Regions from separate parts of the Homo sapiens genome. Here region 1 is linked to region 2. The links are chromatin loops, found by intact Hi-C in ENCODE. Cell type or tissue: chondrocyte. All regions are shown on one strand. Links, peaks and the distances in the headings refer to the core of each region. The heading gives the core; the rest is flanking DNA.

The links. Peaks named below come from ENCODE experiments on the same cell type or tissue, not always from the same donor. Only the 100,000 strongest peaks of a DNase experiment are listed, where the experiment ranks them.
Region 1: it touches region 2 in a loop (9-fold over the local background); 2 of 110 quality-filtered maps call a loop at or near these places.

Annotation. Positions count from the first base shown.
Region 1 is chr12:52,017,061-52,033,098 of GRCh38, forward strand. It overlaps LOC124902934 (a long non-coding RNA gene), which reads left to right. Exons shown (of 2, transcript XR_007063311.1): 2 at 15,708-16,038. It also overlaps a transcript of NR4A1 not described here. Among named protein-coding and RNA genes, the nearest start is that of TAMALIN-AS1, 17 kb to the left of the region's middle. RefSeq lists silencers at 6,461-6,920, 15,937-16,038 and enhancers at 7,627-8,564, 7,725-8,019, 8,565-9,502. In chondrocyte, for the core only: CTCF peaks have their summits at 6,836 (motif pointing left), 7,062 and 8,683; a DNase peak (open chromatin) is centred at 6,681.
Region 2 is chr12:52,873,862-52,889,899 of GRCh38, forward strand. It overlaps the pseudogene RPL7P41. Among named protein-coding and RNA genes, the nearest start is that of MIR9898, 17 kb to the right of the region's middle. RefSeq lists silencers at 363-592, 10,944-11,238. In chondrocyte, for the core only: CTCF peaks have their summits at 5,865 (motif pointing left) and 6,086; a DNase peak (open chromatin) is centred at 5,781.

The DNA.
Region 1 (16,038 bases), core at 4,579-12,578, 850 kb before region 2:
TTGAAGTGACCTGTCGGGTCATACAGCAAGCTAGTGTCAGAGCTGGGCCTGGGACTTGAGGCCCCTGCTCCAGTGCTCCTCCCGGGGAGTAACCAGCATGCAAAGGGTGGCTTTGAGAGAGGTCTGAGCAGACCCTCCCTACCTGTCCTGCACCATGGTTCTTGCTTTTTGAGTGGGTCCCATTTCTGTTTCTGCTTTTGCTCCTTGAGCATCCCTTCTGCACACAGCAGTCAGCGTGATCTTTTCAAAAAGGAAACTGGATCACAACCCTCCTCTGCTTAAACCCATTATGCCTTTCCCTGGAATAAAAGAATAAGGTCCAAACTCTTTACCATGGCCTATCCATAACACGTCCCTCCGGGGAGACAAATAACAACACAGCTTCCCTTTCTCCAGGCTGACAGCAGCCACATAGGCCCAACAGTTTGGTAACTGGGAGCCTTTTGTGCAGTACCCAACCTCTGCAACTATATCCTGATGCCCTCCATGAATCCCTCTAGAATCTGGTCCCTGCCTCTCCCTCTGATCTCAAATTGTTTCTCCTTCTATGTCACTTGTTACATCTAAGCACACTATCCCTTCTGCTCCTATTCCTCAAATATGTCAAGCTCTCTCCTGCCTCTGGCCTTCACCCATGCTGTCTTCTCTGCCCGGAACACTCTTCTTTGCAAGAATGATTTCTCTATCCTCACACCTCAGCTGAAACATCACCTCCTCAGAGAGGTTTGCCTTATCAAATAGGAACAAGTTCGCTGACCCCATTATTTATTATTTATTTATTTTTTTGAGACAGAGTCTTGCTCTGTTGCCCAGGCTGGAGTGCAGTGGCACAATCTCGGCTCACTACAAGCTCCGCCTCCCAGGTTCATGCCATTCTCCTGCCTCAGTCTCCCGAGTAGCTGGGACTACAGGCGCCCGCCACTAGGCCCAGCTAATTTTTTTGTATTTTTAGTAGAGACGGGGTTTCACTGTGTTAGCCAGGATGGTCTCGATCTCCTGACCTCATGATCTGCCCGCCTCAGCCTCCCAAAGTGCTGGGATTACAGGTGTGAGCCACCGCGCCCTGCCGACCCTATTATTCTTTATCTTGAGTCTTCTGGGTTTGTTAGTTTGTTTGTTTGATTTTTGAGACAGAGTTTCACTCTTGTCACCCAGGCTGGAGTGCAACCTCTGCCTCCTGGGTTCAAGCAATTCCCCTGCCTCAGCCTCCTGAGTAGCTGGGATTACAGGCGCCCACCACGCCCAGCTAAGTTTTGTATTTTTAGTAGAAACAGGGTTTTGCCATGTTGGCCAGTCTGGTCTCGAACTCCTGACCTCAGGTGATCCACCCGCCTTGGCCTCCCAAAGTGCTAGGATTACAGGCATGAGCCACCGTGCCTGTCTATTCTTTTTTACTTCATAGCACTTTCTCCCAATTGGGAATCACACTGACTTCTTTTGTTTCTGTCTTGCCTTTGTGAGGGCAGGAACCCAGCCTTGTTTGAAGTTGCACCTCCAGGGTCTAACAGAGCCTGGCACACAGGAGGGGCTCTATTAACTCATGCTGATGAGTGAATGCCTCCTTGGGGCCAACCCTGCCTAGGGGTAACCATCACCTCCCCACCTCTGAGCCCCAGGGGCTGGGTGAGACAGCCCCTCTTCTGCTCCATCTGTAGCTGGCATCTGTAGGCCCTTCTCTGAAAATCCCTTTGGGGCTGGGTGGCGGCCCCAGCCAGGGCACCTGCACCTGGCCACCCTGTCCTCCCTAGTCCCAGGAAGGGAGGACATTTGATTAAGAAAATGGAGATTCCCCAAGCTCCCTGTTTTAACAGCTGCTCTGTGACGATGACAAATATTGGCTCCCAGGGGCTCAGGTCTAGGGGAGGGGCCCCCTCACACCTTTGTTCCCAGATACAAGGCTGCCAGGAAACCAACTGCCTGGGCATAGCCTGGCACCTTACAGGGGGTGGAAGGCTGCAGGGGCCTCCCTAGATTTCTCCTCCGAGTAGAGAGTCCAAGTCCCTTGGCCACCAGTCTGTCCCCACCCCCTGCCATGTAGCTATTCCCAGGAGTGATGTCGGTGCCCCCTCACCCAGGCTGATGGGGACTCCTGGCCAGCCGTGAGTTCATAGGGGAGGGTGAGGGGTGCCCAGGGCGGGGCTAGATCCCACCTCTCAGCTGATGGGATGACGGCACCAGCACAGCAGCCTCCTGCCGTGTAGGTGGGTGACAGGGAGTGACTAATGTGCGAGCTGCGATGCTAAAAATTAACCCAGGGATCGTGTTTGGCAGAGGGGGTGGGGGTGGATGGGAAAAGGAGCAGGGACTCAGAATATTGTGTGGTCGGTATTTCCCCTGCCCTGCCACCCCTCCTTTGCCTCCCACCAGCCTTCTGCTCCTCTCAAAGCCTCAGGGAACTCTGTGGGAGCCCCTCCCCCATGCTAGGGCAGAAGGGGCTCCCAACAATTCCAGGGAAGGACAGAGGCCTCCACTCCAGGCTTCATGCATGGTCAGGGGAGGGACATGGCCCTGCTGATAGGGTTCTGGTCTGAGGTCCCCACAGAGCCCTGCAGAAGCAGCCAGTGCGCCTAGCAAGGGCAGGTTCCCATCATCAGGCTCGGGGGTGGGCAGTGGGGGTGGCAGCTGCACCACAAGAAAAGAATAGGTGGCCAGGCGTGGTGGTTCATGCCTGTAATCCCAGCACTTTGGAAGGCCGAGGCAGGTGGATCACCTGAGGTCAAGAGTTCAAGAACAACCTGGCCAACATGGCGAAACCCCGTTTCTTCTAAAAATACAAAAATTAGCCAGGCGTGGTGATGGATGCCTGTAATCCCAGCTATTTGGGAGGCTGAGGCAGGAGAATTGCGTGAACCTGGGAGGTGGAGATTGCAGTGAGCCGAGATAGCACCACTGCACTCCAGCCTGGGCAACAGAGCGAGACTCCGTCTCAAAAAATAAAAAAAAGAAAAGGATAGGTGACTTCTGTGTCCCTATGTGCTGGGCTAACACTTCCACATCCATTACCTTACTGAGACCTCACAGTACATCTGAAAGCTCTCTATTTGACAGATAAAGAGACTGAGAATTAGGTTAAGGCAGCATAGCTGGCGCCTGGCAAGGCCAGGATGCTCTCATGCCTGTTTGTCTCTATAGCTTAGGGTGGTGAGAAGGAAGTCTTCCTGGAGGAAGGGGTGTGAGGACAGGGTGGAAGAGATGGTGAGTAATGAGCTGAACTTCTCAGGCTAGGGGCCTCGCCTGTGGAAAAAGTGGTATTGGCATGGTGGGTATATGAGGTATATGAGAGGTAGGACCCGAAAGAGCAGGTCCAAGGTTTGCCAGGGAGCAGTAGGAGGAGGGGCCAGCCCAGAGAGTTCCCGGTTCCATGCATGCAGGTGCTGTGCTGGAGGGAGGGAGAGCATTCCCATCTAAGGGGAGCATAGGGGGGCTCTGGAGACTTGGTGGGGTCCACAAAACAGGGGAGGTGGGCTTGGAGAAGAGCTCTGCTAACACATGTGGGAAAACTTATTAGAAGGAGTGAACCTCTGGACCCTCCCATTTCCCCTGGAAACCAAACCAGAGACCTTGCGCTGAATGGCAGCAGGAGAAGAGGAAGGACAGCAGGAGGCCCCTTCTGCTGCCCAGCCCAAGCTCATGAGGCTGGGAAGTGAGGGAGGCTGTGGGATTCCCCAGCTCAGGAGAGACGTCAGGCTGGCTGGCTGGGAGGCTGCCTGGTCCTGCACCGACAGGTGGATGAAATGACCGTAAGTGGGGAGTGATGGGCTCAGAGAAGTGAGACAGAAAGGAAGCTGAGGGCTCTGGAGGGGCCACGGAAACCCAAGAGAGTTCCTCAAGAGAGTAAAACAGCCAGAGTGCAGCAGTGTGCTGACCCCTGGTGGGGAGCCGGGACCATACCAGGTGGAGAGGGGCACAGAGCAGGGCTCTCCCATCAGCCAACCATTGGGAGCAGCCTCCCTCCCTCCTTAGAGCCCACCTCTTCAGCCCTTCCTCAGCCTGCTGCACGCTTGTACAAAGTGGAGCCTCCCCTGAACCCCACAATCATTTATCTGAAGTGCTCAGACACCCTCCCACTGCTTCTGGTCCCAGGGCCTCTCCTCACTCCACCACCCAGATTGTGGGCTCCCAAGGGAGTGAACCCCATCTCATGCCAGCACTGATCGAAGGCAGGTACGTCTGAATGAATGAATGAACAGTTGAGTTCAGAACATCTAACTAAATGACTAAATGACTCCAACCAACAGACCTTCTCTGCACAGAACCCTGTGTGGTATGAAAGCTCATGGACTGGGGTTGATAGTGGAGAGGAAACATACTTTTCAACAGCAAGATGCAAGAGTGTTTTTATTATTTATTTATAATTTATTTTTATTTTTAGAGATGTGTCTTGCATGCAATCAATATGGGGACCTCCCAGGAGCAGGAGGCCACCAGGTTGCCTAAGACATATGAATTTTTGCTTTCAGGGACACCTCCTAAGCTTCAGTGATCCATCTTGGAGTTGGCCTTTGTGGGGAGAACATATAAATTTATGCAAAAAGTAAAAATGCAAATACTGCCTCTGGGTCTCTTTCCCAGCTGCTCCCCTACAGAGTCACTTAGCCTTTAGTGACTCACAGTTGATCTGGTCCACTCAGCAACCCACAGAGTGACAGCCCACCCAGGTCCCAGCATACATAGCATCTTCTTCTGGAGCCCCCCAAATCTCACTCTAATTGAGGGCTTGGCTGGAGCCACTCTCTCTGAGGAGTGTGGTCTCTGGGCAAATAAGGCAAGACCAGTGGCTGGCAGCTACAGCAGTCAGTAGGGTGGGGGACATTTAACAGCAGATAGGGCCATACTCCTACTCTTGCCATTCTTTTTACCCTTCCCCTCCCCCTTGCAATTCTTTTCTGTTTTTTTTTTTTTTTTTGGTTTTTGAAACAGGGTCAGCTGGGTGCGGTGGCTCACGCCTGTAATCCCAGCACTTTGGGAGGTTGGTAGATCACTTGAGGTCAGGAGTTCAAGACCAGACTGGACAACACAGTGAAACCCAGTCTCTACTAAAAATATAAAAATTAGCTGGGCGTGGTGGCACATGCCTGTAAACCCAGCTACTGGGGATGCTGAGACAGGAGAATCGCTTGAAGCTGGGAGGTGGAGGTTGCAGCGAGCAGAGATTGGGACACTGCACTCCAGCCTGGGCAACAGAGCGAGACTCTGTCTCAAAAAAAGAAAAAGAAAAAGAAAAAGAAAGAAAGAAAGAAAAAAAAAGAAACAGGAAACAGGGTCTTGCTCTGTCGTCCAACCTGGATGCAGTGGTATAATCACAGCTCACCGCAGCCTCAATCTCCTGGGTTTAAGCGATCCTCAACGTTTGGAGTAGCTGGGACTGCAGGCGTAGGCCACCACCCCAGGCTAATTTTTGTATTTTTTGTAGAGAGAGGTTTCGCCATGTTGGCCAGGCTGGTCTCAAACTCCTGGGCTCAAGCAATTCTCCTAACTCGGCCTTCCAAAGTGCTGGGATTACAGGTGTGAGCCACCACTCCTGGCCCCCTTGAGATTCTGATCCAGGAGTTCTAGGGTGGGCTGGGGCGTTGGTATTTTTAAAGCACCCTAGGTGCTTAGTGAGTCTTTATTGAAAGGATGTTGACTGAAGATAATTCTGGAGATCTCTGAGCTCCCTCCCACACAGATCCTTGGGACTCTAAATACTGGCCGAACTCGGCCCCCTGAGGCTGTGTCTTCTTGGGGAGCTAAGGACCTGTGCCTCCCACTGGCCCGGAACCACTTTCTGCTTCCTGGTGTAAGCTTTGGTATGGATGGTGGCCGTCTCCCTACAGACTGGGAGCTGTTAGAGGGCAGGGATCCTAGCTGACACATCTATGTCCTCGCCTTGGTTGGAGGTAGGTATGGGTGGCGGCGAGGGAGGAGATGGGGGTGGGGCTCAACACACTGTCCAGCCCCTGTCGTCTGGCTGGGTATCGCCAGTGCTCAGGGGCGAGCGGAATGGAGAGGAGGCGGGGCTGGGGCGCACAGCCGGCAGGGGATCCCTGCCGGAGTCTGCTTTTCACGGGTTCCCGTCTAGACCAGAGTTGGGGCTCAGCTTGGAGAGATGGGACAGGTGGAGGTGCTGGGGGTTGGAGCCCCACGCGCTGCTCAAGAGGCTGCAGGCTGGCCTTCAAGGCCTGGGCTAGACTGCGGCGGTTGGGGGCTGGCGGTGCGGCTCGGGTGGAGTCCGCCGGGCACCGCCCTCCCTCTCCACCCTCGCCCACCCCGGGGCCGCGAGGCTGTGGGTTGAGCTGCAGAGGCGAGCTCCCTCCTGGGCGTGCCGCCGCCGCGAGTGGGGTGGGAGCGCAGAGGGGGCCTCGGGGTTATGCTTTGCTGGGATCTGGGAAGGAAGCAGGTGGCAGCGCCGGAGTGAGTAACCGCCTCCCGAGGCAGCTAGTCCCGCCGCCTCAGGAAGTCCTGGCGCCGTAGCGCACCGCCGCCCGCCACACCGGGACCTTCCCCTCGCACTAGCCCGCCCCCACCCCGCCTCCATCTCGCGCTCCCAGCCGCAGACACGGGCGCCTCTGCACTCTCAACCCCTCACCCACGCAGACCCTGGCCCGCCGGTGACCTCCCCTGCGGCTCCTCCTTCTGCCCCGGCCCAGCCCCTCCCCTGCTGCTCCTCCTCCTGCCCCGGCCCAGCCCGTCCACCGTCCTCTCATCCCCATGGCCTCGAACCCCAGCCTGCCGAGCCGCTCCTCACAGGGTGCTGTGGCTCCCCGCTGCAAAGGGGCGGGTCCTGGTAGGGGGCGTGGCCTGGCCGACTTGCGGGGCGGCGGCGCCCTCTGCCGGCAGACTCGGGAACGGCCACACTCGTCACCTCGCCCCCGGCCCGGCTCCTGGACCCCCCTGGACCTCTCTGCCAGCTCTCCTCTCTCCTGGAAATGCGCCTGCAGGACTCGGAACGTGCAGAGGTCGGTCCTGGCCCCAGCCGTGCCACGGGCTATCTGAGGGAGAGTCGCGGCCTCTCTGAGGCTTGGCTTCCTTTCCTGTGAAATGGCTGTGGTGAGGAGCAAACGCTCAGCAGTGAAGAAGGACCCTTTGTAACCGCGAAGGAGCCTGTGAGTGTGAGGTATGGTTGTTATCAACGCTAAGGGCAGTCTTTTGCCTTCTGCGGGGGTGACGACCATCCTTCTCCCTGCCCCAGCCCCACAGTGGAAGGAAAACATAAGTCACCTCCAGAGATTATCACATGCAGTGGATTGCTTTCAGCCTTTTTTCTGAATATAAAATATACATATACGTATTTTAATACAATTGTGGCCCTTCTCTACGTGCTGTTCTGTGCTGCCTTTTTTTCTCTCTCTCCAAGTGCTTAACTTATGTTTTAAAGCCCAGATTCGGCCAGAGGGGTGGCTCACCAACACTTTGGGAGGCCAAGGCCGGAGGATCTCTTGAGCAGAAGTTCAAGACCAACCTGAGCAACATAGCAAGACCTCGTCTCTACAAAAAATTTTTAAAAATGATCTGAGTGTCTGTAGTCCCAGCTACTGGAGAGGCTGAGATGGGAGGCTCGCTTGAATCCTGGAGTTCCAGGCTGCAGTGAGCCGTGATTGTGCCACTGGCCACTGCACTCCAGCCTGGGTGACAGAGTGAGATCCTGTCACAAGAAAGAAAGAAGAAGAAGAAAAGAAAGAAAGAAAAAGAAAACAAAAAACCAAAAAGAAAAGAAACAACCAAAAAACTAGAGTCAGACAAACCTGGATTTAGGTTCTTGCTCTGTGACTTTATATTTCCACCCTTGAGCAAACCACACAACCTCTACCTTCCTCAGCCTCAGTTTCCTCCTTTGCAAAATGGTGGTAATGCCAGGAATACCCACTTCACAGGCAGCGGTGAGGCCCCGCACACAGCCCAGTGCATGCTGGTTAGGGCTCTCCTTTTGCTTCCTGAGACTGCACGAGCTCTGCCTTCTTCATGCACCACGTGGTAAGGAAGGAGCTGGAGGCCTCCGCCTCTCGGACCTTGCTCACTGCTGCTTTTTTTTTTTTTTTTTTGACAGAGTCTCTCTGTCGCCCAGGCTGGAGTGCAATGGCACAACCCCGGCTCACTGCACCCTCCGTCCCCCGGGTTCAAGTGATTCTCCTGCCTCAGTCTCCCGAGTAGCTGGGATTCCAGGCGGCCGCCACCACGCCCGGCTAATTTGTCATATTTTTAGTAGAGATGGGGTTTCGCCATGTTGGCCAGGCTGGTCTCGAACTCCTGACCTCAGGTGATCCACCTGCCTCGGCCTCCCAAACTGCTGGGATTACAGGGGTGAGCCACCGCCCCAGGCCTCTTTCGGCACTGCCCTCAACCACATGGGCCTCACTGTTCTTCCGGCGTACCCAGACTTTCCCCATCTCAGCGCCTTCCCACCGGTCCTGTGTTTCCATGGCCTTTCCCCGGGTAGGGGCCTTTCTTTTCCTAGCTTCGCTCAGTTCCCTGCTACATTGTCGCCTCCTCGCAGAAGCCGTCTCTGGCCGTTCCGTATCGCTAGCGCCCTCTATCATTCGCTAGCAGCTCACCCGGCTCTGTTTTTCTTCATTGCACTTCTCGTTATGTGCCGTTCTCTTATAAATGTTTTTGTCTTTATCCCTCCCATAGAAGACACCTCCATGAAAGGCCAGGGCTTTCCGAGGTTCTTTTCCTCTGTGGTTCCTAGAAGAGGGCCTGGCACATAGCCGGCCTTGGCTAGCTTTTTGCGTAAATGTGAAGGGATCCACCTTCCTCCCTTATAAGAGGTAGCAGTACCTCCTGTTACCAGCAGAGGGCACCACCGTACAGCACTTGGGGGCCGCAGGGGATCCTGCTGGGATGGGAGGTATTTAAAAAGCCCACAGGCCTCTCCTCCCATAATGTGGGCGCTCCCACAGCTGGGACCGGAAGCAGGAGGGCCCCCTGCGCTAATCTGCCCTGGCAGCAGCGAGCTGGCACGCCCTGGGTGCATCATCCGGTGTGCTCTGGTGCCCAAGGTCGGAATACCCTCACTGGTGGCTTGGACACACCCCTGAGCAGCTGATGCTTCTGGACAGATCACACCCTGTCCCGGGCTCTCAAAATGAGGGCAATGACATGAGCTGCACTGCTCGCTCACGCGTTTGCTGTGAGGTTGGGACAGGAGTGCATGGGAAATGTTTTATGAATGTAAACATGGGACAAATATAATTTATGCACGCCTTTATTGGTAGTGCAGCAGATTGACAACAAACGAGGGGAGAAGATAAGGTATTTAAAGGAAATTGCAAGGCTAAATGAAGGTGGGAATTAAGACAGTGAAGGAGAACGAAGAAGTTAAAAATAACAACTACCTTTCACCAAGAGCTTATTAGGAGCCAAGGCAGAGGAAAGTGATCTCCAAACATTGTCTAATTATAGCCAACACTTACATGGTGCTGACCTCATGCCAGGAACTCTTTAAGTGCTTTATGCATAAAAACTCACTGGATCCTCACAACAACTCAGGGAGGTAGGTCATATCGCTGTCCCGTTCTACACAAGGAAACTGAGGCCCGGACAGCTTAAGTGACTGGCCCAAGGCCACATAGATAGACAGGGCTGGGCAATCTGCCTCCTGGAATGTGCTCTTAAAGCCCCACAGTCACAGCCACACCAAAAGGGAGATATTGTTATTATCATTCCATTTCCCAAACAAGCAACTGAGGCTTAGCAGATGTACAAAGCCCGCCTAAAGCCACACTGGGAATATGTGTATTTGAGCCCAGCTTAACCACCCACCAAACTAGGCCTGCAGGAGCTAGGAGGGGCTTCAGGAATGTGCACAGGTTCTCTCGGAGGGCAGCAGCAGACATACCCACTCTTCCTCTGAGCGGGGAGGGGAAGGTGAGAGCACAGAGGCTGGGCAGGGCTGATGGGGTTGAGGAAGAGGCTGCTTGGTGGCCTCAACTCCATGGACCGCAGATGGCCAGGCATCTTCTGGCCAGGAAGTGAGAGGTGTGTTGATAGGCACAGTGGCTGTCCACAGGGATTCCAGCCAGAGCTGTGGGCCCCCCACAAATCTCCATAGGGAGACTAGGGACTGAGGGGTGGGCCTTACAGTGGGAGGTGGGAGCAGCCCCATCCCTACCACAAGTGCCCCTTAGCCCAGCCCTGACTTCCAGCCCGTTACATAAGCTGCTGCATACCCAGGCCTGGAAATAGCTGAGGCTGTACCGGCTGGGCTGGGAGACGTGATGAATGGTCCCCAGGAGCATCAGCTGACCGCCCTGTGCTCCTGAAGTGACCTGAGGGCCTGCCAGCAGCTCGGGTTACCCAGCTCTCCCTGGGAGGCAGCCCTGCCTGGTCTGCTGAGGATGGCTCTGATGTGATTCTGTGTCTGGACATTTATGGTTCGAGTGCCCGCAGGATGGTCCCTCTCCCAAGCCTGAGCAGCTAAGGCAGCTCCCAGCCACGCTGTGCCCACTGGCAGCCTCTGGATGCTGGGAGCCAGGGCCTTGCCCAGAGCAAGCACTTGGATCTCTGCAGACAGTCAGCACTGGGAGGGCTGAGAGCTCTGCTGCTCTGAGTCCTGTGCTAAGGGCCCGCAAGGAAAGAGGAAGAGGAGCCTGAGAAACTCGGGGTGCACGTGGGGGCTGCAGGTGTCATTCCAGGGCTGCACTCCACCCACATCCCCATGCCTCCTGTTTCACGGCCCACTCTGTTACTGAACTGGTGGCCCTGGGCACAGGGGGGCACCCACACACTCTGATGCCCACTGCAGAGGGCAGAGCCACACACCCCTCCAGGGACTAGGCACATACACCCTTACTTCTGAGAGTAACGTGGCTAGGCTCAGGAGTGTAGGAGGGCGTTCTCCCAGCATATGGTGATCATATGTTAAGAATTATTATTATGTTGGTCAGGTGCGGTGGCTCACACCTGTAATTCTAGCACTTTTAGAGGCTGAGGTGGGAGGATTGCTTGAGTCCAGGAGTTTGAGACCAGCCTGGGCAACATGATGAAATCCTGTCTCTACAAAAAATACAAAAATTAGCCGGGCGTGGTGGCATGTGCCTTTAGTCCCAGCTACTCGGGAGTTTGAGATGGGAGGATCGCTTGAGCCCAGGAGGTTGAGGCTGCAGTGAGCCAAGATTGTGCCACTACACTCCAGTCTGGGTGACAAAGTGAGACCCTGTCTCCAAAAAAAAAAAAAAAAAAAAAAAAAAAGAAGAGAGAAGTATGAATGATTATGGCCATGCCAATTCTGTGCCTTTAAGATACCTGCTTAAGGGGCCGGGAGCAGTGGCTCACGCCTGTAATCCCAGCACTTTGGGAGGCTGATGCAGGCAGATCATGAGGTCAAGTGATCGAGACCATCCTGGCCAACATAGTGAAACCCCGTCTTTACTAAAAATACAAAAATTAGCTGGGCGTGGTGGCTCATGCCTGTAGTCCCAGCAACTTGGGAGGCTGAGGCAGGAGACTTGCTTGAACCCAGGAGGCGGAGGTTGCAGTGAGCTGAGATTGAGCCACTGCACTCCAGCCTCGTGACAGAGCAAGACTCCGTCTCAAACAAAACAAAAAAACAAAAAAGATACCTGCTTAAAAGACAAAAAGACCAGGCCAGGCGCGGTAGCTCATGCCTGTAATCCCAGCACTTTGGGAGGCCGAGGTGGGTGGATTACGAGGTCAGGAGTTCAAGACCAGCCTGGCCAAGATGGTGAAACCCCGTCTCTACTAAAAATACAAAAATTAGCTGGGCGTGGTGGTGGGCGCTTGTAATCCCAGCTACTTGGGAGGCTGAAGCAGAGAATTACTTGAACCCGGGAAGCGGAGGTTGCAGTGAGCCAAGATGGTGCCACTGCACTCCAGCCTGGGTGACAAAGCGAGACTCCATTTTAAAAAACAAAAACAAAAACAAAAACAAAAAGACCAAAATTCAACTTCTCCCTAAAAATATTAATGCTTTAAGTGAAATTATCTCTCTAGTATTCCCCAAATCCTTTAGTGGAATAGGCATAATAGGCACTCCCAGGGAGCTAGGACCTGTTTACTCTGATTCCAGGACCTTCTGACAGGTGGGAAGCCCCCAGCTGGAGAAGTGTGGGACATTTTCTAAAAGAGCAGTGGAAAGTGAGTGAGTTGCCCCATCTGCCTGACCACAGATTGCCTGTCCAATGACAGGAGGGACGCATACATGCACACACACTCCACCTCTCTCCTTGGTGCTCAGATGTGGGGGCAGAATTCCCCTCCAAACGCCTGCAGCAGCATTCCCTGAAGACCCTGCCTGTGCCCAGACCCTGCCCATGACTTTGCACCCTCCTTGTGTGCCTGTGGGTCCTGCAGTTCTGAGCCCATGGCCAAGGCACAGGGGAAACAGGCCCCTAATGTACTCCAGAGACGGCCGGTGTGGTGGCCCACACCTGTAATCCAACATTTTGGGAGGCTGAGGTGGGTGGATTGCTTGAGCTCAGGAGTTTGAGACCAGCCTGGGCAACAGAGTGAAACCCCGTCTCTACAAAACATACAAAAATTAGCCAGGCATGGTGGCATACACCTGTAGTCCCAGCTACTTGGGAGGCAAAAGTGGGAGGATCACTTGAGCCAGGGAGGCTGAGGCTGCAATGAGCTATGGTTGCATCACTGCATTCAAGCCTGGGCAACAGAATGAGACCCTGTCTCAAAAAACAAAAACCACACACACACAAGACAGAACACCAGAGAGCTAAGGAATACCTACCCCTCTGCCATATAAACCTGTGTGGGGAAGGGCTTGGCTTCCTTCAGTTCCCTCCCGCCTGCCTCATGTCTCTCCAGGCACTCTCCCTTGAGGGTTGTCACCGGTAACCAGAGCTGGCTCCCCTGGTGAGAGCAGGAGCAGCGTTACTTAGCAACAGGCACAGCACACAAAATCCAGCTAATCTGGGCTGCCCCAGTGGCCAGCCCTCCTACAGCCCTCAGGGCGGTGGCTGCTGGCCAGCAGCACACCCCTAGAAGTGGACACTTATAAACTTCTGCATCTTTCTACCCCAGCAAACCCTAAGTTCCAGCTTGGGCAAGAAGGACTCTTGCACACAAAGGCACAAAGACATGGGCAGGGTGTGGGCACAGGCAAGGTCTTCAGGGAATGCTGCTGCAGGGGCATTTTCTCCGCCCTCCCTGTCCCTCTCCCCTTCCTTAGGCCCTGTCTCCCTTCACAGTATCTACAGAACTCTCTGAGGCGGGGGTCCCAGCTCTGCAGCAAGCCATGAAATGAAGGGCAAATCCCTTCACCTCTGGGTAGCTCAACTTCTCTGGGAAGCAATAACATAGCAGCTCAGTGTAAGGACTTTGAGGCCACACTGGTCTGGATGCAAATCCATGCTCTGCTACTTCTCAGCTGTGTGACACTGGACATGTTTACTTAACCTTTTATTTATTTTTTATTTTGTATTATTTTTTGAGACGGAGTCTTGCTCTGCTGCCCAGGTTGGAGTGTAGTGGTGCAATCTTCGCTAACTGCAACCTCCACCTCTCAGGTTCAAGTGGTTCTCCTGCCTCAGCCTCCTGAGTAGCTGGGATTACAGGCATAGGCCACCATGCTGGGCTAATTTTTGTATTTTTAGTAGAGACGGGGTTTCATTATGTTGGCCAGTCTGGTCTCGAACTCCTGACCTCATGTGATCCGCCTGCCTTGGCCTCCCAAAGTGCTGGGATTACAGGCGCGAGCCACCACACCTGGCCTACTTAACCTTTTAGAGCCTCAGTTTCCTCAATACTAAAATAGTGCCCACCTTAGATGGCTGCTGAAAGAAGAGACAAAGGAAAAAAGTCATCGGCACAGAGTCTGGCACAAGGGCCTGTGGATTGGGCTGAGTGCTCCTCTCGCGCATCCCCAGCTCTGTCCCCCTTAGTCACTGGCCTCCAGCCACTTGCCTTACTCTGCTGCTCTAACAAGCTGGCACTCTTTCATTACTGTTTCCTCTCCCTGCAACTTATCCCTTTCCCCTAACTCTCCACCGACAAACTCCCCTCAGTTTATTTATTTTGAGATAGGGTCTCACTCTGTCGCCCAGGCTGGAGTGCAGTGGTGCTGTCACAGCTCGCTACAGCCTCAGACTCCTGGGCTCAAGTGATTCTCTCACCTCCGCCCTGAAGTAGCTGGGACCATAGTCCCGTAACACCAAGCAGGCTATTTTTTAATTATTATTATTACTTTTAGTAGAAACAAAGTCTCCCTTACGTTGCCCAGGCTGGTCTCAAACTCCTGAGCTCAAATGATCCTCCCATCTCGGCCTCCCAAAGTGCTGAGATTACAGGCATGAGCCTCCAGTGGTGCCCAGCCTTCCCTCAGTTTAAAAGCTACTTCCCGCCAGGCACAGTGGCTCACGCCTGTAATCTCAACACTTTGGGAGGCCGAGGCGGGCAGATCACATGAGGTCAGGAGTGTGAGACCAGCCTGGCCCACATGGTGAAACCCCATCTCTACTAAAAATACAAAAATTAGCCAGGTTTGGTGGCATGCGCCTGTAATCCCAGCTACTCATGAGGCTGAGGTAGGAGAATGGCTTGAACCTGGGAGGCAGAGGTTGCAGTGAGCCGAGATCATGCTACTGCACTCCAGCCTGGGTGACAGAGTGAGACTCCGTCTCAAAACAAACAAACAAACAAATAAAAAAGCTACTTCCTTGGAGAAGCTTTCTCTTATCCATCCCTTGCGAAAATTACAGCTGCCTGTTAAATATCTCACTGACATCCTCCATTTCATTTTCTCTTTATGGTTGTGATGGTTAATTTTTTTTTTTTTTTTTTTGAGACGGAGTCTCGCTCTGTTGCCCAGGCTGGAGCGCAGTGACGCAATCTCAGCTCACTGCAACCTTCGGCTCACTGCAATTTCCGTCTCCTGGGTTCAAGCAATTCTCCTACCTCAGCCTCCGGAGTAGCTGGGATTACAGGTGCCCGCCACCACGCCCAGCTAATTTTGTATTTTTAGTAGAGACGGGGTTTCACCATGTTGGTCAGGCAGGTCTGGAACTCCCGGCCTCAAGTGATCCGCCCGCCTCGGCCTCCCAAAGTGCTGGGATTACAGGCTTGAGCCACCGTGATGGTTAATTTTAAGTGTCAACTTGACTGGGCTAAGGGATGCTCAAATAGCTGGTAAAATGTTATTTCTAGGTGTATTTGTGAGGCTGTTTCTGGAAGAGATTAGTATTTGAATCAGTAGACTGAGTAAAGAAGACCGCCCTCACCGCTATGGGCAGGCATAATTTAATCTGTTAAGGACCTGAATAGAATAAAAAGGCAGAGGAAGGGCAAATTTGCTCTTCTTTGAGGTGGGACACCATATTTTCCCTGCTTCAGACATCCATGCTCTGATTCTTGCACCTTCAGACGCGGACTGGAACTACTCCAGCTTGCGGAGGGCAGATCCTGGGTACTTCTCAGCGTCCATAATCATGGGAGCTAATGCCTCATAATAAATCTTTTTCTATATCTCTGTATATCCATCCTATTGGTTCTGTTTCTCTGGAGAACGCTGGCTAACACCATGGCACTTACTGCTTATGTGCAAGATTGTTGAACATTCATCTCTCCTACTTGGCTGTCAGCCCGGGGACAGGAGCTGTGTCTGTTTTGTTCTGTGCTGTGCTGTGTTTCCAGTGAGAGGGCTGGCCTAGGTGTTTCTCCGAAGTATGTTCCAGCTTTCGGTACCTCTTTATTTCTTATTTCTTCCTTCCCCTGCTCTCCAAGTTGACCTAAATAGTTTTTGCACCTTTTCTTAGGTTCACTGAATCTCCAAGCAGCGAGGTGTATCTGGAAAGACAGCTCAAGAATTAAGGGTGCTCACCCTTAATTACACTCCATTTTCCTCAGGACAGGCTGGAACAGATTTGGGATGGCGAGCCCCCAAACCAGCACTCTACAGATTTCGGGACCCCTCTTAACTCATTTCCCCCATCCTCCCAATGACGTCTATTCGCCTGCAGCAGACCCGAAGGAAGCTTCGGCTCAATGGTTCATTTGCATGCGCCCGTGCTATTGGTCGGAGGGGCGGCACCGTAGCCAATGGTGTGCAGGGGTGTTGACCGAGCCGCAGCTCTGCGCCGCCGGGTG
Region 2 (16,038 bases), core at 2,604-10,603:
GGACAGAGAACTTCTGCCGTCAAGACCGTAGCAGGAAATGCCCCTGTGCCCCTGAGCCTGGCAAACAAGGCAGCCTGTCTCCTTCAAGGAGGAGCTGAGTGCCCCGCAGAGACATTCCGGGAAGAGCTCAGAGGGGGGTAAGAAGGAAGAAGAGCGAGGCTGCCTCCCACCCCCCGCAGAGCCACCCGTGCCCCTAATCCACAGGTGGGAGTGGCGGGGAGTGGCCCCTCGAAGAGGAGCTGAGACGTCTCCGCTCGGTTCCCCTGAGAGCCCTGTGCTCCGTCACCGACAGCCTCTCTCCAGAAGTAGAGACCATGGAGTCTGGCTGGGTGCCGCGTCAGGGGTCTCTCGGGGCGGCTAGAGGCCCTGGGAACCTGGAAGCCCGCGGGGCGCGGCGGGGCGGGGCAGAGCGCTAGAGCCGGGTGGCGGCCGCCGATTGGCTGGGCCCGAGCGCTCCCACGGCGGCCGGGGGCCCCAGGGCGGCGCCGGCCGCGCCCGCTCCGCGGTGACTCATCCAGCACCCCACCTCTGGAGCTGGACGGGCGCCCGGCCTCTTCCCACCCCAGACCCGCCCGCTAAGCCGGGAGAGCCTGACTCAGCAGGGGGAGCCTGGCCTGCCTTCCGCCCCCTTCGCGTCCTCCCCCGGGGCAGAGGAGAGTGTTGTGGGGAGAATGCGTTTCTGTCCCTGTGGGAGAATTTGTCCCGCTCTAGGGAGGAGAATCTGGTATCTGTTCTTCTGGGAGACTGTGTGTCTGTCCATGGGCGGTGGGGCCTTCTGTCCCCACAACGGGAGGTTGTGTGCCTGTCTTTCTGGGGGTGTCTCTGTGTCTTAAGATCTTTATGAGTGTGGCCGATGGACTGTGGTCTTTTGGAATCTGCCTGTTGGTCTCTTTGGAGCATCACTGACCTCCACCACTCCAGATCATCTCTGTGCCCCCCTACACCCCACTTCCCCAGAAGTGGGGAAGAGCTTAGCAGCTCTGTGCCTCTGTCTCACAGCGGCCAGGACAGGCCCCTCAGGGGTTAGCTCTGAGTAATTCTCCAGCTCTGGCTCTGCCCCCTCCACAGTGCCAGGGCCCCTGAAGGTCTGGGGCCAGATGCTACCCTGCAGGCCAGGCTCAATCCCTACAGCAGTGCCTGAAATATCTCAAAGTGATTTTAAAGCAAGATCTCAAAAGTGATCTTAAACCAAGTGATCCCTCAAAAAGGGAAAAGGACCCACAATTGTCCAGAGACTACTGTGGGCCATGTGTGCCATGCTAGGAGCTTCGTGTTCACCTTATCGATGCTTCTCACAGCAACTCCAAAAACAAACATAATCCCCATTTTACCGGGGAGAAACTGAGGCCTACGTGGTGGCTCAAGGTCACACTGGCACAGTATATGAGCAAATCTGGATTTGAACCCAGGACTCTCTGGCTCTAAAGTGTATGCTCTTTCCACGGCTGTGGCTGTTCCCTGAGCGCCTTAGCCAGGAGTGGCCTCCACCTGGCCCCACAGCAAACCTGGGGGAAACTCCACCACCTCCACAGGGAGACCAGCCTTCAACTTCATCCAGGCTTTCCCATACCAAGAGAGGATCCCCCAGGACTGTGAGAGGGACTGGGGTGGGAAGGAGAAAGAAGCCAAGAGTCAGTACATGTGGGGTTTGGAGTAGGCAACAGGATATGCCAGATCCCGGGGCTGGGGAAGAGGACCCTGCAGCTCGACCCACGCACACTTTGTAGGACACACACACACACTCACATACACATGCACAATGGCTGCTGGACACAGTGCACAGATCCAGCTGTGGGGGTCATTGCAAAGATGCCCAGACACACACACGTGCATGTTTCATGTGGTGCACACCTGATATATAGAGCTGTTACCAACAGACATGAAGGAATCAGTGGAGTCATTACACACAGATTCACAATGGTGTGCAGGTCATTACTCACACACACACACACACACACACACACACACACACACACACAGTCAGAACCACCAAAAAGAGGATGATGAGGGAGTGAGAAGAACGTTTGAAGCTGTTGTAGGAACAAACCAGCTCAGGGGCCTGACCAAACCCACTCAAGCCCCGACCCAGAAAACCTAGACCTCTTCCTCTGCTCCCCACAGGCACTCACAATGGACAGCCCACCAGTGCCCCTCTGCCCTCTGGGCCTAAGACCCGGACTACTGATGTACACACAGAGGAACAGGCATGCACACACACATGCCTTTGAGAAAACACCTATGTGAACACAAACTCACAACAGATGTGTTCCCCAAACATAATATGCAAAAGCCACATAGGCCTTTCCAACAAGCATGTACACACAACAGTCACTCGGGCGCACAACCATCCCACAAACATATATCCATGCAAGACTCTCACACAAGCACATCCAGTGCCAGTCACACAAACACACAACCACCCATGCACTCACACAGACCCATGGATCCATGTACACAACGTAGGAAGGAGGAATACAAATGCACACACAAATCAAATGCACACGCAAATCAAATGCACACATGAGTTAAATGCACTCACGATGGGGATATGTGTGCACAGACCATGAGCATGACACACCTTCCTCCCACAGCACGCACCACTGCCCCTCAACCTTCCATCTTGGCACAAACAAGGCCTGGGCTTGCTCCATCAGCTCCATCTCCTCCATGCCTGAGACAGGCCCTGCCCAACCTGCCCCAGCCTGCTTGAGTGGGGCCCCGCCTGCTCCCAGCACCAGCTGCCAACCCAGCTCAGCACAGGGCAAGCTGCCCACTGCTCGGGCACGTCGCTGCCCCACCCCCTCCTCCTTAGGCCTGCCATCTCAGCATCTGGGCCTCAGCCTAGGCCGCACCTAGCCCATTTCTGCAGGTGAGTGGGTAGGCAGGGTGCTTGATCCCCACAGCTGGAGGTGAGGAAAGGGACCAGGCAGTTAAGACCCCACGAGGAAGGGGCAGCCTGGCTCAGAGCCTCTCACCTCCAACCCTGTGCCTTCTTTTTCATTTTTATTTTATTTATTATTTACCTATTCTGAGACAGGGTCTCACTCTGTTGACCAGGCTGAAGTGCAGTTGTGCGATAGCTGCCTGCAGCCCTGAACTCCTGAGCTGCAGCAATCCTCCTGCCTTAGCCTCTCAAGTAAGCTAGGACTATAGGCACATGCCATCATGCCCGACTAATTTTTTAATTTTTAATTTTTCACAGAGACAGGGTCTCACTGTGTTGCCCAGGCTGATCTCAAACTCCTGGCCTCAAGCAATTCTCCCATCTCTCAAAGTATTGGGATCATAGGCATGAGCCATCGCACCCAGCCCTTCTCCTTTTTAGGTGGACCCCTCCTCACCAACATTGGGTCCCCACAGGTAACTTCCTGGTTGCAGTCAGCAAACACATCTAGAACTACAGTTCCACTGTAAACAAGGTATTCTGTCCACACTGCCCCTAACCAACAAACACATCTACACACACACACAGACACACACACACACACACACAGGCTTTCAAGCACACACACCACCACTGGAACAGATACCTAACCAGCACTCCCTGTCACAGGCCCACAGCACACAGCCCTGCACGTGCAACTCAATCATATATACTCCCAGCACACCACACGGTGTCCCAAACCCCCATCTCACACATAGTTTCATGCATAGTCCCCATAAAATATGCACAGCTGGACACAGCGTCTCTATGCATGTCTCAACACACAGACTTGCACAGTGTCAGGAGGCTCTTGTCATTGTCCCAAACACAGTCATGCCAGCTCTGCACTGGGATAGCTGGCTCTGGGGGACAGGTCTTTGCACACTGCCCACCCATTGGCTTTGCAGTTCCAGGACATCGGAGTAGCCTTCGTTTTATCCCTGCTGCCCCTACCCAAGAGCCATGATAAGCCTGGCTGGGGCAAGGAGCTGCAAAATGTCACTGCCAAAGCCATGCCCTCTCACAGACCAGCCCCTCAGGCATGGGGAAGAAAGCAGAAATAAGCCAATGGCTGGTAAGAGCTCAAAACCGTAGAAGCCCTATGGCACCTGAGGTGGACCTGGGAAGAGGACACATAAACCCTTGAGCCTGCTGGCCCAGGAGGGAGCTGTGCAAGGGCCGGGCAGACCCAGGAGGGAGCTGTTCAAGGGCCCGGCAGACCCAGGTGCTGGAGTAGTAGGGGCAATGACGGTGGCAGGAAAGTCATCAGAGATAGGGCCTGAGGTTAAAAAGCAGTAACACCCCTAGAGCAACTCAGGGCAGGCCAGGCCCTTGGAGGGCGCCAGACTCTCCTCCCTGTGCCCTTCCCCCTCCGCCTTTCAGCTTAGGAGTCAGGCAGCAGGTGTTCAAAATGCTCCCACTAGCCTGGGCGACGTGGTCAGAACTTGTCTGTACAAAAAATAAATAAAAATTAGCCAGGCAGGGTGGCACACATCTGTGGTCCCAGCTACTCAGGAGGCTGAAGTGGGAGGATCACTTGAGCTTGGGAAGTTGAAGCTGCAGCTGCAGTGAGCCTTGGTCACACCACTGCACTCCAGCCTGGACAACAGAACGAGACCCTGTCTGGAAAAAAAAAAAAATGCAGCTCTCACTGGGACTTCTGGGGGCTGACTCTGCTCTGCTTCCTGACATGAGTGCTGGTAGCATGATCTGTTCAGTTTGTGAAACTTCATCACACTGTAGACTTATGACTTGAGTACTTCTCTCTATGTATGTTACACTTCCATGAAAATTGTTTTTGTTTTAAATAAATCTCCCCGTGTGTATGAAGCTCCACATCTTTCTGGGTTGGTGTGCACATGTCTGTCTGTGCCTGTCTGTACCTGTCTGCGCCTATGCACATACAATCTCCCATAGGAATTATTCCTTGTCTCTGGTGCCTGAGGCCCTCCATATGTGCACCTGACAGTACACACACGCGCACACGCATGCACACACCCACAGCCCCCTGCCTGCGTGTCTTCCCTCCATGATGGCAAGGCTGCCGCTGCAGAGGGTGGGGAGGGAATGTAGTAAGGCCTTTCTTTCATTTAACAGCAGATATTTACAACCATCTGCTCTGTGCCAGGCACGGGGATACAGAAGCATTCCAGTCAGACTGGGCCCTGGCCAAGCTCACCGTCTGCTGGGGAGGCTGTGGTGTGGTGAGAAGGGCCCTGTGGGGTAGCACAGGGTAGGGGGAGCCCAGCCTCGGAGGGGCAGGGACGGCTTCCAGAGGAGGAAATCCTAACTAAATTGGGAAGATGAAAGGCTCACAAGTGGATGGGTCAGCCATAGGAGGTGCATTGCAGACAGGGGGACAGCAGGCACAGGGGCTAAGGGTGTGAGGGGGTGCGACTTCCTCAGGGAACCCCCAGGGGATTCAGCTGCCTGAGTGGAAGGCCACGGCAGAGGTGACTTCAGCGGGGTCAGGCGGGCCTGGAGTGCCAAGCTCAGGGGCTTGTGTGTCTCCAAGGAAGGGTTTGGGCCAGGCTGGGACATGATTGGGATCAACTGGAAGGAGTGCTGTGGAGGAAGGCGCACTGAACTGAGAGTGAGGACACGGAAGTTCTCACCCTGGCTCTGCCCGATGCTGCCCAACTCCCCTCTCTGAGCCTCCAAAACGACAGCGTGCTGCACCTCGGAGCCGCTGGCTCACAGGCGGCTGCTTTCTCCTGGGGCCTGTCTGCTGCCGGCTTGCCTGTCCTCCTGGGTCCTGCCCACGCGCTTCTGCCCCCAGGCCCGTGCAGGCGTGGACCTCCCGCGAGGGCCTCAGCAGTCTCCAGGACAGAGAGTGGAACCCGCCACCTGCTGGAAAGGCCGGAGCCGGCGCAGAGCTAGCGCGGGGCAATGTGGCGCCCTCTGCGGGGAGCCCCTGCTGCCTCGCGCCGGCACTCAAACCTCCAGTACACAGTGCAGTGGAGGGCACACCAGCAGCAGCACGCCTGTCTCACCCTGCTCCTCAGTGCCCTCCGCCCTCAGCTCCCCCCACCCACCCCCCACCATGGCCCCTGCGTTGCCAAGGGCACAGGGCATAGGAGGACGTGGACTGATCCACCCCAAGCTCCGCTCACCAAGTCATGCCCTAGCCTACATTTCCCATGAGGATGGGAGCTTCCTCTGATTTGCACAAAGCCCCCCTGTCGGTTAGTGGTGGCCTGCAACCCAACAACCTCCCAAGTCAGCCTCCTGGGATAGGGAGGATGTAGTGAGGGGGTGGGAGGGTGTGCAGGCTCGGCTTCCAGAAGCCGGGAGAGCAGTTTCTTTCCCTGCTCCTCTGCTGCCTCCTAGTGGATGTCTGATGTCTCTCCGGTTTGCACAAATCCATCCCGCTTCGGTCAATCCTAGCCGTCTTGGTGCCCATTCTTCAGAAGTTCAAGCAGGCTGACAGCAGGCTGCAGGGAAAGAGGATAATCTACGGCTGCCCACGCTTCTCTGTGTCCCTTGGGTCCCCAGCACAGCACTGTCCCCCAGTGCCAATACTGGATTCTCAAAGTCTAGAAATGAAGGCAGAAGCTGGTGTTGGAGATTTTGCCCCTTTAATCAGCTGCACCTCAATCCCCTCTGTGCTGGCTCAGGTTCTTATGCTGCAGGAATCAAGGCGAGCCTTGCCTCTCTGGCCTCGGTCTCTCTGCTGTGTTTCCTGTGGCTTGTTTGATTTTGTTCAGGACAGGTTGTTTTGTTTTGTTTTGTGTGTTTTGGGTTTGTTTTTTTTGTTTTGTTTTTTGGCTTTTTGTTTGTCTGTTTCGAGCCAAGGTCTAGCTCTGTCACCCAGAATGGAGTGCACTGGCACGATCTCTGCTCAATGCAAACTTTGGCATACCCCCCCAACCCCCGCCCCCAGTCAAGTGATCCCAAGTAGCTGGGACCACAGGCATGCACCACCACCCCCGGGCGTGTGTGTGTGTGTGTGTGTGTGTGTGTCTCAGGGTCTCACTCTGTCACCCAGGCTGGAGTGCCATGGCGTGATCTCGGCTTACTGCAACCTCTGCCTCCCAGCTTCAAGCGATTCTCCTGCCTCAGCCTCCTGAGTATCTGGGATTACAGGTGTGTGCCACCACACCCAGCTAATTTTTTGTGTTTCTGGTAAAGACAGGGTTTCACCATGTCAGCCGAGCTAATCTCAAACTCCTGACCTCAAGTGATCTGCCCGCCTCGGCCTCCCGAAGTGCTAGGATTACAGGCATGAGCCACTGCGCCCGGCCCCAGCAATTTTTTTTTCCTTTGGTGGAGATGGGGTCTAGCCATGTTGCCCAGGCTGGTCTCAAATGCCTGAGCTCACGCAATCTGCCTGCCTCTGCCTCTCAAAGTGCTGGGATTACAGGCATGAGCCACTGCACCCCCAGCCATTTTTTCTTTTGTTTTTTGTTTGTTTGTTTGTTTTTTGTTTTTGAGACAGAGTCTTGCTCTGTCACCCAGGCTAGAGTGCAGTGGCACGATCTCAGCTCACTGCAACCTCTGTCTCCTGGGTTCAAGCTGGGTAGCTGGGATTACAGGTGTGCAACACCACACCCAGCTAATTTTTTGTATTTTTGGTAGAGACAGGGTTTCACCACGTTGGCCAGGCTGGTCTCAAATTCCTGACCTCAGGTGATCTGCCTGCCTCAGCCTCCCAAAGTGCTGGAATTACAGACGAGCCACCGTGCCAGCCCTCTGCTCCTACCTTGTTTGGATTTTGTGAGATTCCATCTTGAGCCTGGAGAACGGTACATGTATGTGCTTCCTGTACTGAGTAAAAGAGAACCATTCAAAGGAGGGGAAATTGAAGAGGAAAACTAGTAGACAGTATTGGGGTTACAAACGTGAGCCACCCCGTCCCTGGCCGTTTTTTCTAAACATTTGAATTAGTTGCCAACATTTAAAAATCAGAGGCATATGCAGGAGGATCACTTGAGCCCAGAAGGTCGAGGCTGCAGTGAGCTATGATGGCAACCACTGCACTCCAGCCTGGCAACACAGCAAGACTCTGTCTCTAAAAAAAATAAATAAATAAAATAAAATAAAATGAAAATAAAGAGATTTCATGTAAAAATCCAAATTTCTAATTTATTTTGCAAAGTTGAAAATTCTGGCCACTCTGGAACCACATTCCCAGGTGGCTATGATTGGCAGAGGGTGAGTAAAGAGGCTGCCTCAGATCTGATCCCAACATTTGAGGAACCAGGAAAAGGTGCAAAAGGAGAGCCATAGTTCCCAGCTCTTCTCACCTCAGCTCCTTCCTGCAGGCCAGGGGCCTGGCACACAAGTCTGTGGATGCCCCAGCTGCTCTTCCAAGTGCTATCTGTACTAGGCCAATAGAAATATGTAAGTAACCATCCTGGCTAACATGGTGAAACCCCGTCTCTACTAAAAACACAGAAAATTAGCTGGCTGGCCATGGTGGCTCACGCCTATGATCCCAGCACTTTGGGAGGCCAAGGCAGGCGGATCACGAGGTCAGGAGTTCGAGACCAGCCTGGCCAACATGGTGAAACCCCGTCTCTACTAAAAATACAAAAATTAGCTGGGCGTAGTGGTGGGCACTTCTAATCCCAGCTACTCCGGAGGCTGAGGCAGGAGAATCGTTTGAACCCAAGAGGCAGAGGTTGCAGTGAGCTGAGATCATGTCATTGCGCTCCAGCCTAGGCGGGGCGAGACTCTGTCTCAAAAAAAAAAAAATTAGCCAGGCGTGGTGGCATGTGCCTATAGTCCTAGCTACTCAGGAGACTGAGGCAGGAGAACCTCTTGAACCCGTAAGGTGGAGGTTGCAGTGAGCCGAGATTGTGCCACTGCACTCCAGCCTGGGCAACAGGGTAAGACTCCATCTCAAAAAAAAAAAAAAAAAAGAAATATATAAGTAAATTAAATACAAATGGAAGCCACTTATGGAACTTTCTAGTAAACACATTTTAAAAAGTAGGTGAAATTAATTTTAATAATATATTTTATTTAACCCAATATACTCCAAATATCATTTCAATATGTAATTAATATAAAAAATTAATAATATGATATTTTACATTCTTTTTCCCTTATATTAAGCCTTCAAGATTGAGTGTACAATTTATATTCTCAAAACATCTCAATTCGGATTAGCTGCATTTCAAGTCACGTAGCCATATGTGACTAGTGGCAACCTTACTGGACAGTGCAGATCTAGACACCCCTAATTCTCACCCCAGCTGCCCCAGGACTAATAGTATGCAGGAAGTGGGGCATGGGGAAGAAGTCCAAGCAGCTCCTGGAAGAATGCTTAGGCCATTTGGACAGGACTTCAGGACACAGGCCCTTTCTGGGCATGTGCACTCCCTGGACCCCTCGGATTTCTCACCCGGGGGGAAGAGCAAAGCCAGAGGAGAAACAGAAAATTAAACCACACTTGTGTCTACATTTCAATCTATGTGAGAGAATAAGAGCCCCATATGCTTCAAAAAAAGTAAGGCAGGCTGGGCGCGGTGGCTCACACCTGTAATCCCAGCACTTTGGGAGGCCAAGGCGGGTGGATCCCCTGAGGTCAGGAGTTCGAGACCAGCCTGACCAATATGGTGAAACCCCATCTCTACTAAAATGACAAAAATTAGCCGGGTATGTTGGCATGCGCCTGTAGTCCCAGCTACTTCAGAGGCTAAGGCAGGAGAATTGCTTGAACCTGGGAGGCGGAGGTTGCAGTGAGCCAAGATCACACCACTGCACTCTAGCCTGGGTGACAGAGTGACAGTCCGTCAAAAAAAAAAAAAAAAAGTAAGGCAAAGCATAATTCTTTGTGAACACAAGGAATATACCAAAGTTTCAATGAGCAAACAGCATTATGTGTCTGTCTACATTTTCTTTTTTTTTTTTTTTTTTTTTGGGAGATGGAGTCTCACTCTGTCACCCAGGCTGGAGTGCAGTGGTGTGATCTCAGCTCCCTGCAACCTCCACCTCCTGGGTTCAAGCGATTCTCCTGCCTCAGCCTCCCTAGTAGCTGGGATTACAGGTGCACGCCACCACACCTGGCTAATTTTTTGTATTTTTAGTAGAGATGGGGTTTCACCATTTTGGCCAGGCTGGTCTCGAACTCCTGACTTCTTGATCCTCCTGCCTTGGCCTCCCAAAGTGCTGGGATTACAGGCGTGAGCCACCATGCCCAGCATAATGTCTGTCTGCATTTTCTTATAGACTTACTTTGTTCTTTTACCTTAGCTGCCTGCCCCCATTGGCATTTAAGATTTTTATTCCCTTGGCCAAAAAATAAATAAATAAATAAATAAATAAATAAATAATAAAAAACCAAGGTCTTATATTCTGTCAACTTTTAACAATGAGAGTCAGAAATATGCCTAAGTATTGATGTTATCTGAGCATTAAGTTTGAGGATAGGCCAGGGCATGGTGGCTCATACCTGTAATCCCACACTTCTGGAGGCCGAGATGGGCGGATCACTTGAGCTCAAGAGTTCGAGACCAACCTGGGCAACATGGTGAAACCCTGTCTCTACCAAAACTACAAAAAATTAACTTGTTGTGGTGGCATGCACCTGTAATGCCAGCTACTTGGGGGGATGAGATGGGAGGATTGCCTGAGCCCAGGAGGTAGAGGCTGCAGTGAGCTGAGACTGAGCCACTGCACTCCAGCCTGGATGAAAAAGTGAGACCCTGTTTCTAAAACAAAAAAACAAAAGTTAGAGGCTAGCCACCCAGATGGCCTCCCAGAAAAGACAGACTTCAAAGGAATGGAGTCAGTGTTCCCAGGGTTTTACTTCTATAGGCAGAAACAGGGAAGTCTAACAGAGTTCCACATTTTCCATACAAAGCCCGTGCATAGGTCACACCGATTTGATTGATTACAGCTTGCTACATTCCAGAGAAGATTGCGTTAACATTCCATGAGGAGGGGTAATGATCTGAGGGAGTCTTATCTCTGACACTATTTGGTTATTTCTAATCTTTTACAGGAAAAGGAGGAAGTCACAGCTGCATGTGTGTGGCACGGGCCACATAGTTATCCTCCACTCAAGGCTCAAAATAATTTAAGTTCCAACACCTTTAAGTTTGAATTATTTAATTTCACAAGTCTTACTGTTTTAATAAATACCCAAAAGTAGACGGAGCTGGAAGGAAATGTAGTGTCAGGGGACCACCTGGAAGCCAGGAGACGGTGGCACTGCGGGGTGTTTGGCTGGACACTCCCCACAATGCCCTCCAGGGGGCGCCAGGAGCCTGGATAAAGAGACCCGCAGGAGCAAAGGTGGTGACTGTCCCTCTCCACCCCAAGGCAGGCCCAACTAGCATGGTCCCACTCGGGTCCTCTCCTCCAAGCCTGCAAGTTTCTCCTAAGTTAGAAGCATCTGGGCAGGAAAAATAATCTGGAAAAAGCTCAGGTTTAGAGCCCTTTGTTCTGATCCATGCGGCCACCAAATAGCTAGGCAACCCTGAGAGTCTGCCCCTCCGGGGCCTATAAAATGGGGTTTTAATCGGCCTCACAGGGCACATGTGTGGATCAAACAAGGCAGAGCCTTCCTGAGTGCTTTGGAAACTGAAACCCAATACAGACATGAGGAGGAAAACCTGAATGGAGCTCTTTCCTGGCTGGAACCATGGAGGTGTCCTGGAAAAACCTGAGCTTTTTTCCATATTATTTTGCCTGCCTGAGAAAGAAGTTTGCCCAAACGATACTTCAAAAGGCAAGGAGAGCCAAGCTCAGTGACTCACACCTGTAATCCCAGCACTTTGGGAGGGCCGATCACCTGAGGTCAGGAGTTCAAGACCAGCCTAGCCAACATGGAGAAACCTCATCTCTACTAAAAATACAAAAATTAGCCGGGCGTGGTAGCAGGCACCTGTGATCCCAGCTACTCGGGAGGCTGAGGCATGAGAATTGCCTGAACTCAGGAGGCAGAAGTTGCAGTAAGCCAAGAGCACACCATTCATTGCACTCTAGCCTGGAAAACAAGAGCAAAACTCTGTCTCAAAAAAAAAAAAGAAAGAAAGAAAGGCGAGGAGGAAGCTTATCTATGGAAAAGTGAAGCACTATCACAAGGAATATAGGCAGATAGATAGAACTGAGATTCAACTGGCTCAGATGGCAAGCAAAGCTGGCAACCTCTATGTACCTGCAGAACCCAACCAAGTTGGCGGTCATCAGAATCAGAGGTATCAATGTGTGAGCCCACAGGACCAAAAGGTATTGCAACTTTTTCACCTTTGTCAAATCTTCAATGGAAGCTTTGTGAAGCTCAACAAGGCTTCCACTAACATGCTGAGGATTGTAGAACCATATATTGCATGGGGGTACCCAAATATGAAGTCAGTAAATGAACTAATCTGTAAGTGTGGTTATGACAAAATTAATAAGAAGTGAGCTGCCTTGACAGAGAACACTTTGATTGCTTGACCTCTTGGTAAATACAGCATCATCTGCATGGAGGTTCTGATTCATGAGATCTATACTGTTGGAAAACTCTTCAAAAAAGCAAATAACTTCCTGTGGCCCTTCAAATTATCCTCTCCATGAGGTGGAATGAAGAAAAAGACCACCCATTTTGTAGAAAATGAATGTTGGCAACAGGGAAGACTACATCAATAGGCTTATTAGAAGGATGAACTAAGGGTCCACCATAATTTTTTTTTTTTTTTTGAGATAGAGTCTCACTCTGCTGCCCAGGCTGGAGTGTAGTGGCATGGTCTCGGCTCACTGCAACCTCTGCCTCCTGGGTTCAAGCGATTCTCCTGCCTCAGCCTCCTGAGTAGCTGCCACTACACCTGCCACTACACCCAACTAATTTTTTGTATTTTTAGTAGAGACGAGGCTGGTCTCAAACTCCTGACCTTGTAATCCGCCCACCTCGGCCTCCCAAAGTGCTGGAATTACAGGCATGAGCCACTGTGCCCGGCTACCTTGATTATTTTTCTAATCTGGTCAATTAATAAACAGTTCCTGCTTTCAAAATGAAAAAAAGAAAAAGAAAACCTGAATAGAGGTTATGGAAAGTGAATGTGCTGCCCTGGGGTGGGTGAGGGACACAGAAGGGGTCAGAGAGATAGTTCATCTCGAAGGGGATCCTAAGGGAAAGAGCATGCATCTTTATTTATAGTTTGCAAAACATCTTTACGTGCATCACCTTAATAAACATTACTGCCTTTAATCCTCATGAACACACTGCAATCTGATTGTCCCCATTTCACTGGCAGCAAACTGAAGTTCAGAGCAGGGAGGCAACATCCTCAGGGTCATAGATCCTGTGTGACTGGCAGAGCCAGGGTGCCCACCTAGGTCTTCTGCCCCCTCACCCAGGGCTTATCCCACTGTGCTGACTTTAATCATGTGTCCCTTGCAGAGGATGCCAGGGCCCATCTTCCTGAAACTGCTTCCATCAACTCCCTTCCTTATTCCCCATGCCTCAAGAAAAACAAAAAAAGAAAAACAGTCCAGGCAAGGTGGCTCACACCTATAATCCCAGCACCTTGGGAGGCTGAGGTGGGTGGAGTACCTGAGGTCAGGAGTTCAAGACCAGCCTGGCCAACATGGTGAAACCCCATCTCTACTAAAAATACAAAAATTAGCCAGGTGTTGTGGCGCGCACATGTAATCCTAGATACTGGTGAGGCTGAGGCACAAGAATTGCTTGAACCTGGGAGGCAGAGGTTGCAGTGAGCTCAGATCGTGCCACTGCACTCTAGCCTGGGCAACAGAATGAGACTCCATCTCAAAAGAAAATAAAAGAGAAAAGAAAAGAAAAAGAAAAAGAAACAAGAAAAGAAAAGGGCCGGGCTCGGTGGCTCACGCCTATAATCCCAGCACTTTGGGAGGCCGAAGCGGGCGGCTCATGAGGTCAGGAGATCGAGACCATCCTAGCTAATGCGGTAAAACCCCATCTCTACTAAAAATATAAAAAATTAGCTAGGCGTAGTGGTGAGTGCCTGTGGTCCCAGCTACTCGGGAGGCCGAGGCAGGAGAATGGCATGAACCCGGGAGGCGGAGCTTGCAGTGAGCCGAGATTGTGCCACCACACTCCAGCCTGGGTGTCAGAGAGAGACTCCATCTCAAAAAAATAATAAAATAAAATAAAGTAAAAATAAAAATAAAAAAAAGAGAAGGGAAGGGAAGGGAAAAGAAAAGAAAGAAAAACAATCTCCAACGTCACCCACTGCTGCTGAGATCAACTACAAATATCTCAGCCCTGCATCCCAGGCCTCTGTGACCCACCAAAATGTCCAGAGAATAAAGTGGGTTGGCTCAAAGGTATTGTGAAAAGCACCAAGTCCAGCCCCTCTTCTTTGTTCAAGAAAAGGGGACCAAGGCCCAGAGAAGGCAGGGATTTCCCAAGTGTCCCAGAGCAAGCCAAGAATGTGGAAGCCAGTTTGCTTCCCCGCCAGTGTTTTCTCTGCTCATCACCCAGCCACCTCTGGCAACCACACCTCTGAGACAAGCTGATGTGCTCAGTCTTAGGATTTGCTTCAGCTGGGAGTAACAAAGAAAAAAAAAAAAAAAGCAGTGGCTCAATCCAGACAGATATTTATCTCTCAATTCCCAGACCTATAGAGATAGTCTGTCCAAGGCCAGTATGGCACTACTTTATGGAGGGGACCCAGATCCCACCTCTTTCTTGCTCGGCCAAGGATGACTTCCATTCACCAGGTCACTCATGGTCCAACATGGCTGCTAAACTTCGGCCATTATGCGTGCATTCCTGCTGGCAGAAAGGAGGGGCGAAAGAAGCAGTTCACACTTCCTCTCCCTTTAAGGACACTTTTTTTTTTTTGTGACGGAGTTTCGCTCTTGTTGCCAGGCTGAAGTGCAATGGCACAATCTCGGCTCACCGCAACTTCCGCCTCCCAGGTTCAAGTGATTCTCCTGCCTCAGCCTCCCGAGTAGCTGGGATTACAAGCATGCGCCACCAACCACGCCCAGCTAATTTTGTATTTTTAGTAGAAACGGGGTTTCTCCATGTTGGTCAGACTGGTCTCGAACTCCCGACCTCAGGTGACCTGCCCACCTCAGCCTCCCAAAGTGCTGGGATTATAGGCATGAGCCACTGCGCCTGGCCTAAGGACACTTCTTAGACCCTGTACCCTCCACTTCTACTTCTATCCCTTTGAAACATGGCCACAGCTTAATCATAAACAATGCAGGAAAATGTCTTTATTCCAGAAAGCCGTAGCCCAAATAAAAAATAGGGTTCTAATTACTGAGGAAAAGGGGAGAACAGGTATTAGGGGACCACCAGGGTTCAATGCCTCACTAAATCCCCAGAGTCCACCATGCACACTCTTCCTCACCTTGCCATGTTCCAAACACCTAGTCCCTCCTCCATCCTGTGCCTGAGACAGGGACTGGTTCACCCTAGATGCCCAATGTTTGCTGAATGACTGAACAAATGAAATTGACTTTTCTGGAATATGTATTGTTTTTCCAGATCAGCTAGAAAGAGTTTGAGGACAAGGATCCTGTGTTATGTGTCTTTGTATTCTCCTCTGCCACCATCCTCCCCAGCTCCCAGGCACCAGGCACACACTCTAGACATGTTGCAAGCCAAGTTCTGCCCTAACTCTGTTCTGCTCACCCCTTCCTCAGGCACCTAAAGAGTGTCAGTTGCTGTCATGGGCTGGGTGTGGTCCAGAATCTCTTCAAGGCCACTTCATGGGGAAATACTTTCAAAGATCAATCCACCAGCTGTTTCTGGACTAGGTCTGAGCAAATTAATATATCTCCCCAAAAGGAAAGAGTTTAAAAGGGTTAAAATTGCAGAAAAAGAAATAGATGGCTGGCCAGGCATCGTGGCTCACACCTGTAATCCCAGCACTTTAGGAGGCTGAGGCAGGCGGATCATGAGGTCAGGAGATCGAGAGCACCCTGGCCAACATGGTGAAACCCTGTCTCTACTAAAAATACAAAAATTAGCTGGTTGTGGCGGCACATGCCTGTAGTCTCAGCTACTCAGGAGGCTGAGGCCAAACAATCACTTGAACCCAGGAGGCAGAGGTTGCAGTGAGCCGAGATCATGCCACTGCACTCCAGCCTGGCAACAAAGTGAGACTGTCTCAAAAAAAAAAAAAAAAAACTTATCAAACTCCCAAATTGTTTGGGCCAGGCTCGGTAGCTCACTCCTGTACTCTCAA